Regions from separate parts of the Homo sapiens genome. Here region 2 is linked to region 1. Evidence: read pairs that join two places in POLR2A ChIA-PET (ENCODE). Cell type or tissue: HepG2. All regions are shown on one strand.

The links. ChIA-PET counts read pairs that join two places held together with the same protein. Peaks named below come from ENCODE experiments on the same cell type or tissue, not always from the same donor. Only the 100,000 strongest peaks of a DNase experiment are listed, where the experiment ranks them.
Region 2: POLR2A ChIA-PET joins it to region 1 with 5 read pairs; 7 of 35 experiments call an interaction of 5 or more read pairs at or near these places.

What each region holds. Positions count from the first base shown.
Region 1 is chr20:2,462,721-2,466,720 of GRCh38, forward strand. SNRPB (small nuclear ribonucleoprotein polypeptides B and B1) reads right to left here. Exons shown (of 7, transcript NM_003091.4): 3 at 2,988-3,099; 4 at 1,027-1,179; 5 at 369-507; 6 at 1-41. SNORD119 (small nucleolar RNA, C/D box 119) reads right to left here and starts at 327; the gene lies at 232-327. In HepG2, no CTCF peak of the experiment used is centred here; no DNase peak of the experiment used is centred here.
Region 2 is chr20:2,303,652-2,307,651 of GRCh38, forward strand. The region is part of intron 1 of TGM3 (transglutaminase 3); the gene reads left to right. Among named protein-coding and RNA genes, the nearest start is that of TGM3, 9.7 kb to the left of the region's middle. In HepG2, no CTCF peak of the experiment used is centred here; a DNase peak (open chromatin) is centred at 2,460.

The DNA.
Region 1 (4,000 bases):
ACCCATAGGAGGTCTCATACCAGGAGGTGGGCCCATCATGCCTGCAAGAGAAAAGCCCCAAGAATATAGCTCAAGTGTCTATCTTGAAAAGGTAGCAAAAAAACTACAAAGCTTTCCACCAAGTTCTGAGATAGATGGACCATTCCACCCTCTCAGCAGCTCCCAGAAAACTGACATTTGAGCCTAACACCCAGGGCTCCCAATGGCTCTTGTCCACCTAGTCTCATCAGTCAGCCACGCTGGATCTCAGAGTAATCCTGCTTAATTATACAAACTCATCATCAGCTTCAGTCAAGGTTATATCTCATCATTAATCCAGCTAAGGCATCTTCTATCAATTAGCACTGGTCTCCTTATGGGCTCCTCACCTGGAGGGGGTGCTCCTCGGCCCATAGGTGGGGGAGGACCCCCACGGCCAGGTGGGTACTGGGTTGGAGCCCCGGCAATACTGGCTGTGGCAGCAGCTGCAGCGGCTGCAACAGTACCTCTTCCTTGTGGGGTCATCACCTAAGAGGACATAAGAAGAAAGAGTTAGAAGAGTACAGTACAATGCAGCTTCCCACTCTCCTCCCCAACTTGGGGAAGGACAGTGGGAAATAACAGACACCAAATCCCTTAATGCTACAACTCTCAGCACCAGACTTCCCATCCAAAACCACATGTCGGGAAAGATCAAGCTTGAATGCCCAACTCCCATCTTCTAGACCTGAATGTAAGCATGTCCAATCCAAGTGAGAGAAGGCAACTGCATTTTCAAATATGACTCATGATTTCAAATGCTGTCATGGAAATATTTTCCTTAAATACAGTTGGCTAATTCGTACATCTCTTTAATAGCATCAACATAATTTACAATGGCAACTTATCCTTTTCACTTGCTTCTAGGGCCATGTATAAACCACAGTGAAACACTGATAGTCTGACAATCACAGGTTGGTCACTCTGGACCCTTTTAAAACTATGGACCCTCCCCTTTATCCTTTATTTTAGCCACCAGGAGGTGGTACCCTTTCCCCAACTCCTCACCTGTTGGGATGGCCCGCCAACCCCACGGACTGGCCCAGCAAGTCCTGCAGGAGCCTGGGGCATGGGAACCCCAGCTGGGATTCCTCTGCCAGCAGCCCTGCCGATCCCTGGGCCCCCGGCAGCTCCAGCAAGTGGAACTCGAGCAATACCAGTCTGAAAAATAAACAAATATGCTCTGATGCCCAGTGATCTGAAGATCAGAAGTATACTTTGGAATATCATTGCCAAGAGAGCCCCTCGAAATAGCTTATAAATACTATCGAAATAGCTTATAAATACTACCTCTCCATGTGTGCCAACACCATTCTTCCTCCATCCAAGACTATGAGTTATCCCTGAAGCAGGGTAGAACTTAAGAGTAAGTCTAGAGAAACATGCCACAACTCAACCACCTATATGCACTCCTGTGAAAGTTAAACCAAGAGCAAAGGGCCAGGGTTCCACTCAGGGTTCAGCAGGCAAGGCATTAAAGGGACATGAGATCCATTCCCAGCTGATTCTAATCCGCTAGGTGACAATGGACAAATAATCCCACAATCCCGGGCTGAGTTGCCTTATCTGCAAATGACATGGTTATGGTACAACTGGTTGTGATCACAAAGGTTTATGATGGGTTATGTTAGACCAGCCAATTCTACTGGAAGTAGGTACTAAGAGATTTGAATATGTACATGGACTTTGAACCAAGATATGCTAACATCCCTTGCAGACATTTTTAACTGGAAAAGGCAAAAACGTAAAAATCTCCAAAAAAGAAAATGATTAGGATAAACTACTCTGTACTCATTTGAGAAAATCTCAGTCATTAACTTGACTTTAAAAGTGTTGAGCAACTAGAAAAATGTTAACATTAAGTGAAAACACAGAACAACATAATATATGCCCACTATGTGTTAAGTACAAAAAAATCCAGATAATATATGTGGATTTTTAAAAAGTTAAAAGGATTATTCTCTTTTGATTAAAATAACGTCTTGGCAGGGCGTGGTGGCTCACATCTGTAATCCCCGCTACTCGGGAGGCTGAGGCAGGAGAATCACTTGAACCCGGGAGGCAGAGGTTGCAATAAGCCAAGATCGTGCCACTGCACTCCAGCCTGGCGACAGAGCGAGACTCCATCTAAAAATCTAAAAAAAAAAAAAAAAAAAACCCTTCAAATGAAAAAGGGAAAGGGAAAACAAATTTGACTAGGTCTCTAAAGCCTGCTCTATTTCTATGTGTAGCTTGGTGTTTACAGAATCAAGACTGTCTGAGATCAAATGTCAGTTTCACCACTTAGTGGCTGTGGCACCTTGGGCAAGTTACTAAGCCCTGGTTTATTCTATTTATAAGATGAGAATTTATCTCTAAAGAGACCTAAAGGATCAAATAAAATACTGAAGTGGTTGGCGCAAGGTAGATTCTCAGTAACTATGAACTGTAACTGTACAAAACAAAATACACACATTTCCTATTGTTTCGGAGTTACAACTTTTTAAGGTCTACCTAGGCTTTGTCGTCACATTAAGAACTGACCCAGATGGCTTCAGGTGCTTCCTCCACTGACTCACTATGTACATCAACTGAGAAACAGGTAGAGCTTTAAAGTCTGAGATACCCAAATTCTAGTTCCCCTTTTCCACTTCTTTCTTGCAGGGTAACCTCTTTTTTTTTTTTTTGTCTTTTTTTTTTTCTTCCTTTTTCTGGAGAATGGGGTCTCGCTATATTGCCCAGGCAGGTCTCGAACTCCTGGGCTCAAGCTATCCTCCCGCCTCTTGCCTCCCTGAGAGCTGGGATTACAGATGTGAGCCACCGCGCCCGGCCTCTTGCAGGGTAACCTCTTTAAGATTTCATTTATTATCTGAAAAAGGGGGCAAAATCCAGAGGATGCCTGTGAGAACTGCAATGAAACAGAATCTAACACAGAGCCTGGCTCACAGTAGGGCCTCCCCTCCTCCACAAGGCTTCCTGCTCTGACTTACATCTTTGGGAGGAGGTCCCTCTACTGTCATTGAGACCAGATTCTCCCCTCGCAGCAGCACCAGACCGAGGACTCGCTTCTCTTCCCTTTCTGCTTGTTTGGAGTTCTTTGGCCTAAAGAGAGGTTTAGAAGGAACAAAAAAAGTGTTAGAGGTGGGTAAAGTTCACCTGCCTAGTGGCCTCCAAGATTTGCTTATACTGCATCTCCTAACAAACAGTACACAAACTTTCCCAAGATAGCCCTCCTGGATAGTCTCTACAGGCTGAACACATAACCTCTTAGGTGGCTATCTACCTGTTTCCTACCATGCCAAGAGGACACACTGACCAAGAGATAGGACAAGGTCAACAAAGCCCAGCCCGGGCCCAAATGCTATTCCACAGCAACCGTGAAGGCCCTTCCCTCAGCCAAGTCTTCTTTCTTAGGACCCTATTCCCTCCCTTCAGCTTAAGGTCTTGCCAACATCAGGAGGCTGCCTAAACAATTCCAATCAAATGACTCCCACCCACCTCACTTACGTGCAGTGTCCTTCTAATATCAATTCAACCTCACAGGCCTATAATTCTGCCCCTCATCTTACATCAGAAATAGGAGAAGCCATAGAAGGAAAAGGTTAAGAGAAATTTCACATACACAGAAATTGAAATTTCATATCTGTTCCTCAAAAGCATAAAAACAGAAACCCCCAAAAAGCAACAACCAGAAAAAGATGAACAAAATATAAATGTGAAGTAGGAAAAATAACTGCAACAGGATAGGAAAGTGGGGAAAAAAGCTAAAGCTAGATCCTAAAAATAAAGGGGAAAAAATAGCCTGATTTAAAAAAAGAACTCAAAAGATTTTGTTTTGATATTTTACAGTATATTAACTGGTTGTCTGTGGATGGACAGTTTTTCCCTTTTTTGGCTCACATTTTCTTATTTTTTAAAATAATAACCATGTATTGTCCTTTCATAATTAGAAAAAAACCCTTCGGGGTATTTTAGTTTCTATTCATAGACTTCTTTGTATTTT
Region 2 (4,000 bases), 160 kb before region 1:
CGAGCCAGAGTGGAGCCTGGGAAAGTAGTGCCTGCACATATGGGGGATTTCATTACCAGGAAAGAAGGAACGAGTGAACGTTGGGATAGATATTTATCTGGCAGTCCACCACATTAGAATTGCTGCTGGCACTGATGTTCTCAGGAAAAAAAATCTGGGAAATTGCCCCAGGCCTGACACTGGAGTTAAGCATTAACTCAGGGAGGTGGCACGGAATCAGAGTTTGGAGATGTCACACTGTGGGCAAACCACCTCTCTGGCCTCCATGTGCTCACATCTGGAATAAAGGTTAGGAGTATGTGATTGTTCTCTAAGGTTTTTCCCGCTGATGTCTTTTAAGTGTGTACGTTGATGAGTCAGTTATAAGAATCATGCGACTCCTGTCTCTTCTTCTCCTCCCTTCACCCAGACTGTGCAGAAGACATAAGGTGCAGAAGACAGCCCTGAGGCTCGTAAATATACAAAAAGCTGTAAACCTGAGAACCTTAGACAGCTGAGTACCTTCCCCTCCTCTCCTTTCCTACACATTCTGACAGGGTGGGCTGTGATGAGTGACATGTCAAGGGCTTTGGGATTGGGGAGACAGGATCATTGGATCCTTGAATTGGGGGCTGGCAGAGCAATCCTAGGGTTAAGGGACAGGACGATGACTGAGGGAGGCAGCCAGTGAAGGGTTCAGAACCACACTGGAAGCTTGATGAGCACGCTCTCAGCTGGCAGCCCCTACTCAGGGATGCGGGGCAGGCTGTCCCCTTTGTCCAGCTCCCCTGAAGACGGCTCTTTTGGAAGAGATGTTTTCCTTCCAGGAGCTCGCTCTCTCCCCTCTGTCGGAATCCAAATGCTAGCAGGTGGACGATGCAGCATGAGGGCCCCTCACCACTTAGGGCACCTTCTGGACTCAAAATCCTGCATGAGACCCTCTTCCAGAAGGAGGTTTCGGGACCACAGTGACAGGGTAGAGTCAGTAAGTCCTGGTGAAAAGGAAACACCATTTTTTCTTCCAGACTACTCTTAATACTTCTTAACCGCCAAATGTGTGGGGTTTGTTCTCATACCAAGCGATTTGCAGTGGACACCCACCGGGTGTCCTACCCTTCAACTCAATTCTCACACTGTTTGGAGTTAGCACACAGCCTACAGGGAGTGCACACACCCCTCAGTCCCACAACACTGCCCCCACTTCAGATGCCAGTGCTTCAGAAGTTGTCACCTGTGCTTCTGACTGACCAGATTTAAATCGGGAGTTCCCACCAGCCCATTCTCAGGTTTGAAGATTTGCTAGAACAGCTCACAGGACTCAGGAAAACAGACGACCAGCTTATGGTAAAAGGATACAACTCAGAAGCAGCCAGATGGAAAAGATGCCTGAGACAAGGTGTGGGGAGGGGCACAGAGCCCCCATGCCCCCCTCCCAGCACTTCCATGAGTTCAGCCTGGAAGCTCCTCAGGCCCCATCCTTTGGGGTTTGGGTTTTTATGAAGACTTCATTTATAGGCATGATTCATTAAGTCATCAGTCATTGGTGATGAAATCAACCTCCAGTCCCTCTCCCCTCTGTGGACGTGGGTAGTGGGCATAAGGCTGAAAGTCCCAAGTCTCTAGTCACTGGTTGGTTCCCCTGGCAACCAGCTCCCATCCTGAGGCTATCCAGGAGCTGCCAGTACCAGTCATCTCATTAGCATACAAGAAGTCACTCATCATTTTGGAGGTTCCAAGGCTTTCAGGAACTTTGTGCCAAGAAAAAGCAGAGATCAAATACGTGTTTCTCATTATGCCACACCTGGGTTCAGGATCCTGGCTCTGCCAATTTCCAGGTATGTGACCTCAGTTAAACTACCTGGTCTCTCTGAGCCTTTGTTCCTCATTGTAAGATTTCACTGACCACATACATAACATGTTCTGTGGACTGCGCATAGCAGTTGGCATAAAGAAGGCTGATGACAAAAGTGAGCCCCACTTTTCCTCCTCCTCCAGCTCGGAGCAGTCTCGCACATCCCACAGCCACCCTAACAGGGAGCAAGGCTCGTTGGTGCTGCCGGGGCTCACGCTTGGTGTCAGAAAAGGCAGAGATGATGAGTGCAAATGCGAGCTCTGGAGCCTGCAGTCCTCCACTGTGGAGTGGGGTGACAACGACCAAGGCACCTGGTTTCTCTACACCTTGGCTTCCTTGTCTGTAAAACAGGACGTCTACAAGTGCCTGCCTTATGGAGTTAATGAGCTAATGCACGTAAACACTTTGAAAGATGGCTGGCACACAAATGCCCAGTAAACTTCAACTAATAGTATGATCACCACCACCACAGTCACCCCAGGTCTGACCTAGTGTGGCGTGCAAAATACCCCTCATATTCTTCCTGCAGGTTTCCCTGTTGGGAGGCACCCTGGAGCTCAGTTTTTTCTTTTTCATCCTCTCTAGGGACAAGACATTGGTCTCTGGGATGAATGGGAGGAGCCTCTACTATTGACACAGCCACAGCAAACAATGCATGAACTTTGCTGGAGCAAAGAAGGGTGTGGGCCTGTTGGGAGAGGCAGGTGCCAGCAAGAGATGCTGAGTACCCCGCCCCTCTTTCCTTACCACTGTGCTGGACAAACAGCCATCTGGAGCAGACTTTCTACTTTCAAAGAACTCATGGTCTAGAATGAGCTTTATCTGGAAAAGGACATGCATCCTTTGGGATTTGGAGGTGGGGTGAAAAATCTCTAAGAAGGCTCAAGTGCTCTGAAACCACATGTTCCATAGAGTTCCTGTTTCCTAAAAATATATATTTCCAGAGGTTCTTATTTGAGAGGTCTTCTTTTTTCTTTTTCTTTTCCTTTCTTTTTTTTTTTTTTTTCATTTTGAGATGGAATCTCGCTCTGTTACCCAGGCTGGAGTGCAGTGGCATGATCTCAACTCACTACAAGCTCTGCTTCTCAGGTTCAAGTGATTCTCTTGCCTCAACCTCCTGAGTAGCTGGGATTACAGGCGTGCGCCACCATGCCAGGCTAATTTTTAAATTTTTAGTAGAGACGGGGTTTTGCCATATTGTCCAGGCTGGTCTCAAACTCCTGACCTCAAATGATCCACCCACCTTGGCCTCCCAAAATGCTGGGATTACAGGTGTGAGCCACTGTACCCCGCCAGCCCTTCTTTTTTCTAAAGTGAGTAAAGTTTTACCAAATCTCAACTGGCTGGGATGCACAGAAAGTAGTGAGCAAGGTTGGCAGGAGGAGAGGGGAGAAAGTTGGGGGCCATTTCCCTAGAGAGATCTGGCATCTATCAGCTGTACACAGCCATCTAGGGCTCAGTGTTTGCCAGTGTCTGAGTTCTGGGCTGTCTCTGTTGGTTATTCAGGTACAGAATGCTCATTTTCCCCCTGCTCCCTCTGTCCTTTCTGTCCTCCCTTATTTCTTCCCTTCATTCAACAGACCCTTGTTGATTGCACAAATGTCTCAGTTTCCCTGAATTTGTGCAAAAACCTATTAATTTATTCTTTCAATGAATATTTGTTAAATGAATGAGTGAGTGGATGTTTGAATGAATGAATTTTAGCACCCTCAGCTGGGAGTAAGCTCACCTCTTGAGTCCCCTCTCTCCAGTGGCAGGTTGGCTCACCATCCCAGGGAGCCTGCATTTTACTGGAGAGGGTACCTATGGTGACCCTCTGCCCCATCTCCAGTGCTCTTGAGTGGAAGCCCCTCCGCAGTCCTGCCCCAACCCCCACTCTCTCCTGTCTCACCTTTCTCTCTTCTCCACGCAGCGCCCCTGCTCCAGACAAGTAACATCACTCCTTCTCTTGTGCCTTTGGGCCTCTCCTTCCCACTGTCTAGAATGCAGGCAGCTCTATGGGCACCCGGCAAAATTCTCTCTCCTTTCAAGGCCCAGCATTTTCAGTGTAGCTTTTCCTGATCCCTACAACTGAAAGTGACTTTTTTTGCCTGCCTGCATCTCTCATACACCTTTCCTGGATTTATCCCATTCCACCATTCATGATCACTTATGCTTGTCTTATCCACT